2 separate regions of the Mus musculus genome follow, and region 2 is linked to region 1. Evidence: chromatin loops called from intact Hi-C (ENCODE). Cell type or tissue: heart. All regions are shown on one strand.

Region 1 (5,000 bases):
TGTACTTCAGATAGAATGCTGGCAGGTCCACGTGTAGGCTGAAGGTCAGAGAAACTCTCTTCTACTCAAGTGGGCAAAAAGGGCAGAGACCTGCAAATATGGTCAAAGTATTTGTAAATATATTTTGAGTCTGAGATTTATTGCTGGGCACATGGGGCTGGGAGGAAGAAGCTGACCTAACTTCTAAACATCTTTTTAAAATTTTTACCAGTCCTAGTCTTAGGTCAGAGGGTGGGAAGTAAGAAGTAACAGGACAGTTGACACTCCAGATAATCCCTTTATTATATTAGCTAAAGATCCCTGTCATTCAGACTGTATCATTCCTGTCTCTTCCTAGTTGATTTCACTTCTAAACTTTTGGTTGTTTCTTCCAAATTTATGGGAAAAAAAGCCTTCCTCTGCTCAGGTTTGAGGGATGGCAAAATCCTTCTTATAGTCCAAGTATGAGTGCTGACAAATGATTGACCTTTAGCTAAAACCAGTGCGTGCAGAAACTACTGACCACAAATTCTTTCACTCAGATGATTGGAACCTGAGACTGCTCCCTGATAAAGAATGCCTCCTGGGATTAGCTAGTTCGTGTCCTTCATGTTCAGCTGTGGACAATATAACTCACCTCTTATATTTAAGTGTACAAAATAAAAATATTGAGTTTCCAGACTGCTACTAGTATGTTTCCATTAGAATGCATGACCCCACCTAATCCCAGCCTCTTTGTATGTCTGTCTGTGTGTATGTTCTTTCTTCATTCCCTCACTGGCCTCAGCAGGTTTCTAGGACCCAGCTGCATAGGTTTCAGCTCATCATGACCTTCCTCTCTCTCTTTCTGAGTCCCACCTATATCTTAGGTGACCTTGTTCATAGTGTGCATACACAGGAAGACAATGGTTATGGCTCTCAGCTTCAAGTTCAGCATTACTCCTTCCATTCTGTGAGCTTCAAAATCCACACGTATGTTCACATTAATATATCCCAAGTCCACGAACCCACACGACCTTCATTTTCTCTCTTCTCATCCCCTGATATAACCTTTGCAACCTCATCGTGGTCCTCTTGTAGGTAACCAAGGGCCAGCGCCTGGACCTCAATATATAAATGTTCATTTTGAGAGTCTCCTGGCTGTCACTGGCATCCTGTGCTCAGCTTCCTTCACTTGCCATCGGATTTTCAGGGGTCTGCCCTTTGGCTTTCTGTGACTCAGTTTTCATGGGGCTCTAGAGATAACTCTCTTCTGACAAGATCTTCACTTCCTAGGTCCAGGGTCTTATGTGATTTTATATCTTGTGTTCTCAAATCAAAATAGGAGAAATTGACTTTGGTAGCTGAAAGTTTCAAATAAAGTGATGCTGTGGAATAGAACACTGGGGGTGGGAGTAATAATCATGACGGTACTTTTGTTCTTTCTACTGGTTTCAGGAGTGACATTCTTTCCTTTTGCTAAAAGGAAAACTGCAGTGCCATGCTAACAAAGCAAATGTTATGCATCCCATTCAGAGGCAGGATCCTATAAAAGCTCAGAGTTCTGATGTTTGAAGCTTATTCTGTATGTGATATTTTGTTGGCATTAAGCACCCATGTGTATTCCAATGGAGGTTTGAGTGAAAACCTAAGGTTTTACGACCCAGAAAACTCTGTCCTTGGGGATAATATTCAAGGAACATCATGATCTTCCATTGCCCGTGAACCAGCCTAAAAGTTTAAGCAAGGGCATGATTTGCAAAATACCAGCTCTAATTTTAGAAGGAATAAGATGGGGAACAGGCAGAGATGTGAAGTTTAATCAAAGTGCTATCATTTGGAGATGTTAATGAGCCAGTTATCAGGGACCTGGCAGGTCTGGCACATTTGACCTCATTATCTGGGGAGGCACACGATGTTGGATCCAGGCTTCTGGTCACCAGACAGGTGATCCAGAGCCATAGCTGCTGAAAGCCTGTTGGAAACACAATTCCAGGATTCAAGAGGAGCCAAGAAGCCTCTCTACACACTCCACATAGCATGTGATAATGATGTCTATCATACCAGAACAGCACCTGCTTTTTCTCTGACCATTACGCTTGGTACTTGGAGGCTGCAGTGCATGACTCATTATGCAGTAAACACAATATTTATCTTGATTTTAGATTTTTACATTTTTATTTCTTTTGAGAATTTCATGCATAACTTTTATATAATTTCTACCCCCTCTGTTGGCATATTTTTAAATCCTACATTATTGGGTTCTTATATCTCTACCTCTCTTCCAAGCCTTACTTCATCCTAATCCCTTCCAACGCCCTCCTCCCAACACTAGGTAGGAGAGAAAGAAATTTAGAGGGGAAAGGGTTCTCTGCTGATTAGGGGCATTGGATCTCTTGGAGCAAGTCCAATCTTTGTCATCAGAATATCTGACAATGCAGCAAACAAGCAAACCAGCAATCCAGCAACATGAAAAGCAGTAGTAGCATCATTAATAGTGTGAGCAATTGGTGCCTGCTTATGGGACTGGTCTCAATCGATCATTGGTTGGCCATTCCTTCAGTCTCTGCCCCATCTGTGCCCCTGCATTTCTTTTGGACAGGACCGATTTTGGATCAAAAGTTTTGTAGGTGGGTTGGTGTCCCCATCCCTCCACTGGAGGGGGGGTCCTGTCTGCTATTGGAGGTGGTCTCTTCAGGTTCCTTTTCCCCACTGTTGAGCATTTCTGCTAAGGTGACCTGCATTAACTCCTGGGAGCTTCCCTCATCCCAGGTCTCTGGGACTTCCTAGAGAAACCCCCAACCCCACCTAGCTCCCCAACAGTTGCATATTTCCATTTATTCTACTGGCCCTCTGGGACTCTTTCCTGTCTCTCCCCATGACTGATCCTGTCCCCTAACTCCATTGCCCTCCCTTCTCCTTCCCAGGTCCCTCCCTCCCTCTGCTTTCCATTACCATTTTGTGCTTATATACAGGAGCCTAGCAGAGCAGCCCTTTGAGAGGATCTACCCAGGAGCTGACTGAGACAGCTGTAGATACCCTACAGACAAACACTGGACAAAGTTCAGAATCCCCTATGGAAGACGTAGGGAAAGGGTTGAAGGCTCTCAAGGAAATGGGAAGAAGAACAGTATCAACTAACCTGGACTCCTGGGAGTTCCCAGAGACTGTACCAACAACCAAAGAGCATATACAGGCTGGGCTGAGGCCCCTACACATATGTAACAGAGGGTTGTCATTTCTGGCCTCAGTGGGAGAGGATACATCTAATGTTGCAGAGACTTGATGCACCAGGTTGGAGGGATATGGGAGTTGCCCTCTCAGAGGTGAAGGGGAAGAAAATGAGGTGGGGGGGGGTAACTCTTTAGTGGGGACCTGGAAGGGACAGCATTTGGGATGTAGATAGATAGACAGACAGATAGACAGACAGACAGACAGACAGACAGACAGACAGACAGACAGACAGATAGATAGATAGATAGATAGATAGATAGATAGATAGATAGATAGATTATTAAAGATAAGCAGCAGCGGGAACCAGCAACAGCAGTGAGGAGCTGCACCATCTCAGGGCTCTCACATTTACATTCTCTTCAGAGTCCTCCCGAATTAAACTATCTGCTACTGTCAAAAATCACACAGCACCCGAGCACAACACAATCATAGTTAACAGCTGTGGGCAATCTGAAGCAGCCCCCTATTCCACACCTGGGATTAAAACAAAAACATATTCACACACCATAACTGGGTTTTTAATTTGTAGCAGATGTGAAGCTTGGCCTTCATGTGGGTCCCCTAACAGTTGAAGTGGGGTTTTGTCTGACTCTGGTCCCTGCCATTGGATCTCCTTCCCCTAACAGGCTTGCCTAGTTGGGCCTTAGTGGAGGAGGATGACCTTAGTCCTGCTGCAACTTGATACCCTAGGGTAGGGTGGTATCCCAGGGTGGATTCCCCTTCTCTGAGGAGAAGGGGAGAGGGCAATGAGAGGAGAGATTCATAACGGGAGGAGAGGAGGGAGGTGGGGGCTGTGACTTAGATGAAAAGTGAATAAATAAAATAAAATAGAAAGCAAAACTTTCACTACTCCCTTCCAACTCTTCTCATGCTCTCACTCAACTCCAACTCACTCTCAAATTGATGACTATATATGTCATATATCTGACATATACACATGCAGATACACGTATACATATATGTCTATATATACATCATATACATATTCTACTGAGTCTATTTTGTGTTCCCATATGTGCACGTGTTTAGGGTTGATCACTTGGGACTGAATAGCCGAAGGAGATTTTTCCTGTTCAGCAGCTACTGATTGTCAGGTTGCCTTCAGCTAGGGGTGGGGTATCAAAAAAGTTGCAGGGTGTTTCTGCTCTGTCTGGTTTCTGAGGGTGTCCCTGGTGCTTGGGAAGGCCAGCCTTTTCTTCAGAATGGATTCAGTGAGAGTGGGAGGTATTTCAGAGCTGCCGAGGGTCAGTTGGGACTTGAGAGGCCAGAAGAACACGGAGCATCTCTACCAGCGCTCCTTACTGTTTACTCTTGTAGCTGTCTACTTGGCATTAATATTGAAGGCCACAATTTTGGGAGTTGACCTGCTATTTAGTAGAGAGGTACATGTTTTGAAGAATTCTTAAGATACCCATAGATCTAAAATGATTTTACAAAGATGCTTCGTTGTTTTCTAATTAAGCATTGGTAATTGGAGAGGCTTGTGGCATCAAGAGCATCTTCTTTTAAACTTTGACCAAATAAAACAATTCATCTTCAAAGAAAAGAATTGCCTAAAGGCCCCCAAATGATGTTGCCCTCCCTGCTCAAGAACGTCATTGTTAGCAATGCGGAAAGCTTCCCCCAGGTTAGACCTTCCATCTGCAGGCACAAATGGAATACCTTTACTTCTGTTTCCTCTTTGGACAGCCCCCTCCACTTCCTGCATGCACCCCCTGCACCTCCCTGAGAATCTGAAATGGACCCAAGTCATTCTTCATCTGTTCAGGAGTCCAGGCAATCCTACTCAGGGTATTGGCTCTTAGCTT
Region 2 (5,000 bases), 160 kb before region 1:
CACAAAGAGATGTGTGGAATGGTATTGCAGCTGAGGGTTAGCAGCAAGAAGTGTATCCAGTGATGGTCCCAGACTGTGGCAAGTTATCTGTTTCATGTTAGTGCTCAGTGTCCTTTGCCTTCAGAAAGTGAACTGGTGACATGGCCGTGGGTAGCCATAGCTCAGGCCCTTGAACATGCTGTGGAAACAGTTACTTGTGATTTTCACTAAGCTCTCAGTGAAATGTTTGTTTATTCAGTTTTGTTTTCTGCAGAGCAGGCAGATTTATTAAGGGAAAGTGAGAAAAACTCCCAACAGTGGGAGGAGCTGAAGTGAGGAAAGCACTGTTCATTCATTTTTTTACTGTAGACTATAAGCTACTAAAATGCTAGCAGTGCATTTGGCTCTTGCTAATAATAATTTGGCAGATAATGTTATAGGGTTTAGTGTCAATCTGTGGATTCTCCATCCGTGGGTCCATCCAACAGCAAAGGGAAAGAGGACAAGGTGCATTCCAAATGTACACAGACCCTTTCTTCTACTATTCCATAAATGATAATTTGATATCTACTTACATATAATTTCCATTAAATTCAATATGTCCTGTAGAAGTGATTTACAGTAAATAGGAGGATGTGGATATGTTTTGTGAAAATAATGTGCCATCTTTATAAGGCCTTGAGCATGTGCAGATTTTAGATTCAGATTAAGATCTGGAACCAACCCCCAAAGATACCACAGGAAATCTATCATGGCAACTTAAGACTTTTTGAAATACTGCATTTATCACTACTTTGAAATTGCCATAATTAGGCCTGCTAATATTACTTAATGTATCAGTCGAGGTGTGCATACTTGTTTCCTAGATCTTTGGAGGTAGCAGCAGGAGGAGAATGAGTTTCAAGGTCATCCTTAGCTATGTAGCAAGCCTAAGACCAGCCTGGGCTACATAAAACCCAAAAATCTAATTTAAAAAAATGTAATGCACCGACAAGGCATATATATATATTACTATGTCACAGCATTAAAGATTTTTTTCCAATCCCACACACTTTACCTTTTAAATGAATAGTTTTCACTTTATAGAGTTGTGGCAGAGATAGTGCAGTGCTTCTATATACTCTCCATCCAGCTTCTCATTTTAGTGTTCTCTGTTAGTATGGTCTGTCTATCTCAACAGTTGTCCAGATGCTGACAGGTATTTTCAGTAATGTCATTGCTCAATATGGATTTCTCATATTTTCCTTAATGTCTCTCTCTCTTTTTAAAAAGCGATATTTAGTAATCATGTCTCTTATCTGCATACTTGTTTCTAACAACGTCCCCAAACTTCCAGTTTAAATGATCCTGGTAGTTTTGAAGAATAATAAGATATTTTGTAGCATGTCTCTAAGTCGTGATTGTTTGATGTTTCTCTCATGGTTAGGCTGGTTTCTGTGTTTCTGGTATGAAGGTGAGAGGGGTAAGAGTGCTTCATTGTGTTCTCTATCAAGGGTCTGTTAAGCTGACATAATGATCACAGTTGTTAACCTTGATCATCTAGCACAAGTGTAGGCCTTTTCAGGTTTCTTCCGAGGAAAAGTTACTCTTTTTCCTCCTTCAGAACTGTTCTTTGGAAGTGTAAAAGTGCAGGCCTCTTTTCCTCTCTCATTGCTAGGTTCACGATTAAGACAAAGGACAGGTTAACAAGAAAAAAAATGCACATTTAAGTTTTACATAAATGGCCCAAAGAAACAAATAACCTTGTGGGGTTTTTTGTTTTGTTTTTAAAGTTAGGTTCAGTAGAAATAGTAGGTAGTAATGGAGAAGTATGATTGAATAACAGGAGTGTGATCTTGTAATAGTCCATGAGGGAACTTAGCAGGGTGAATCTGTTTACATTTTCCCCTGGATCTCTTGATCTTGCAGGTGTGCACTGCCATGCCAGGCACATTTTGTAATTTCTATAGGCAGATCTATTTATGGTCATTTTAAAGTAGTGATAAGTACAATATTTCTAGGCATCTGTGAGAGTATAATATTGGGCATAGGGAGAACACCAACAGCGAGGTCTGTTTGAGTGGGATAAGGGTGGCGAAGTATCAGGGTGACTTCCTAGGTTGCTTGTTTTGCTTTAGGGTTGAAGCAAGTGGAAGGTCAAAGTGGCTTTCCTGATGGAGCTACATGCCAAGATGCTGTGTTTTGGGGCAGTGTGCCCCAAACCCTATCAAAAGAAATCCATTCTACACTAACTATATACTACTACTGAAGTGTGGACTATCTAGAATTATTTAGAATTCTGTGTATTTTGTTTTATGCATGTAAAAACTTTCTGAGAACAAAGCATTATGATTCAGCACTTTATGAAAAGGATCTGTGGGTCACAAAACTATATAATTCTTGTGATGGGGGCTTCTGTGGCCGAGACATCCCCTTTGGTTTTTCAGCAGGTGACATTAAACATTTTAGCTTGTTCTTTTTGACCTTATCTGCTTTGTCCTGCCTCTTATCACATTCCTCTGTGCCTTGTGCTCTGACTCTGTGTAGCTCTTTGTGACCCTGTGGACAGGTTACTGTTCTATTTTAAGCCAGGGTACTTCTTGTAGAATGTCCCATTAGAACCAGAGTGCTTCGTTGATTATCTGTCTGGGAAGCTTTCCCTAGCCTTTACTAAACCATTTTACATTTACCCATGCTGTTGTCTGTTACTTTATCTGCTGGGCAAACTGCAAGCTCTTTGAGAGCCAGTTTATGAACTCACTTTATTTGCCACTTATTCTTTTTCCTTTACTTGTTTTAGGGAGTAAGTTCCTTTTATGTATCCAGGCTAGCCTCAAACAGTTCTCTTCCCCAGCCTCCCTAGTTCTGGGATCTCAGGCGTATGCAGCTGTTGTTTATTCTTCATAGTACAATTATCTGGTGTATAACTGGCCTGCAGTGATTTTTAAATTCTTATTGAATGAAGAATTAAACACATTGGGGAAGATTATCAAATGATTTTGAGTTACTTTGTAGAAATATTAGGAAAACCCTCTTTTTTTGTTTTCAATTTTTTTATTAGATATTTTCTTTATTTACATTTCAAATGCTATCCCGAAAGTTCCCTATACCCTCTCCCCGCCCTGCTCCCCTACCCACCCACTCCCACTTCTTGGCCCTGATGTTCACCTGTACTGGGGCATATAAAGTTTGCAATACCAAGGGGCCTCTCTTCCCAGTGATGGATGACTTGGCCATCTTCTGCTACATATGCAGCTAGAGTCAAGAGCTCTGGGGGATACTGGTTAGTTCATATTGTTGTTCCACCTATAGGGTTGCAGACCCCTTCAGCTAGGAAAACCATCTTTTAATGCTCATTTAGCGGAAAAGAATATAAATGATTAAGACACATAGGATAGTAGAATAATAAAAAACATGTTATTATTATTTTAAAAGGCAAGAAAGACCAAATTAAAAATATTAGTAGTTTTATTTTCTTTCTTCAGTGGATTTGCAATATTTCTTGGTGCATTACTCTTAATGTTGGCTCTTTCACACATGTATAGTTTTATTTTATACAGTGTTTAAATTTAGGTTTTATTTCAATATACACTTTACTTGAACAAAAGCATGGTATCTACCTGTCTGTAAGTCCAGCACTTAGAAGACTGAAGGAAGAGGATCTTGAGTTGGAGGCCAGCCTGGCCTACTAATAGAAACTGTTGTAAAAGGTTACAGATAAGCTGATAGGCCCTTTCCCCAAAACCCCAGTTTTTTTCCCCAAAACCCCAGCACTAATGTTAACAGGAACCTTTATGTAGCACTGGGTCTTGCTGCGTTTCACTAACTCCTTACTCAGAAAAACACTTACTTTGGTTTTATTGAATTTATTTCTTTGTGTTCACCCTTAGGTATACTTTACAAACATTTATTGTGTGTGTTTATACACACAAATAGCACACTCTTTGTGGAGATCATATGGCTTCTGAGAATTGAACTCAGCTCATCAGCCTTGGTGGCAAGCATCTTTACTCTCTGAATTATCTTGCTGGCCACTGAGCATACTTTTGAGACATGTCTGTATGCTTCCTAAAAGTATTTTTTAAAAAACTTATCTTCTTGTAAAGAACATTATCATTTATATAGTTCTTACCATTGAGTATGGAGTGTGTGTGTGTGTATAAAACAATAGTACAATTGTGGAGGAAAAGGAAAATCAGTTTTTCTAGAAACATTTTTGACAAGAAATTAGGGTAACAAGTTGTGATTAAATTTAAGCAATTTAAATATTTAACAAGTATCTCAAAGTTGTGGGTTTTTTTTTGTAGGCTAGATACCTCCTGGGGGTGTCATTATCTAACTCCTGAGGATTCTTTTTTATTAAACGCTTGGGAATTACTGGCTAAATATTGAAGACGGAGAAGATTAGAGAAGAAAAGACTGAGAAAACATTTAAGCAATATTTTAAGTATGATCTGAGCCTTGGGTGAACAGGAAGTCTTTCTGATAATAGAGAAGACAGGATAGGAGTTCTTTAGTGCAAGCAACTCATTAGAGTGTAGCCTTAAGGTTTGGTGAGAGCTGTCTGTTCACCTCTAGTCAATTTGCTAGATACTTAAAGGCCCAGACATTTAATTTTTCTCAACTATCCATCAATTCTAGGCAGATTATCTATTTTCTTATTAAATATTACATAAAGAGTGTATTGACATTAAGACTGGATAGACAGTTTGTGAAGAGGGTTTGTGTAGTTGTGCACCAATTTGTAAATATATTTTGTTAATTTTTTTAGTCTTATTTTACTTACAGTATTTTTCTCCTCAAACCCTCCAATTTACTCCTTCCTGTTCTCCTTCAAATTGTGGCCTATTTGTTTTCAATTGTTACTGCATGCACATGTATATGTATATATAAAAATATAAATTCCTAAATAAAACCTACTGGGATCATGTGATGTTACTTGGGTGTGTTTCCAGGCCTGGCAGTTTGGCACTGCACTGCTTTTTGGTGTGTTCTTCCTGGGGAGGGCCACCTCTCCTACTGTCAGCTTTCCTCAGTTGCCT

The links. Peaks named below come from ENCODE experiments on the same cell type or tissue, not always from the same donor. Only the 100,000 strongest peaks of a DNase experiment are listed, where the experiment ranks them.
Region 2: it touches region 1 in a loop (9-fold over the local background); 5 of 42 quality-filtered maps call a loop at or near these places.

Annotation. Positions count from the first base shown.
Region 1 is chr10:53,173,080-53,178,079 of GRCm38, reverse strand. No RefSeq gene overlaps it. Among named protein-coding and RNA genes, the nearest start is that of Gm40649, 5.6 kb to the left of the region's middle. In heart, no CTCF peak of the experiment used is centred here; a DNase peak (open chromatin) is centred at 1,909; H3K27ac peaks cover 1,946 bases.
Region 2 is chr10:53,330,481-53,335,480 of GRCm38, reverse strand. All of the region lies in intron 3 of Cep85l (centrosomal protein 85-like), which reads left to right. Among named protein-coding and RNA genes, the nearest start is that of Pln, 4.7 kb to the left of the region's middle. In heart, no CTCF peak of the experiment used is centred here; no DNase peak of the experiment used is centred here; H3K4me3 peaks cover 394 bases; H3K27ac peaks cover 3,819 bases.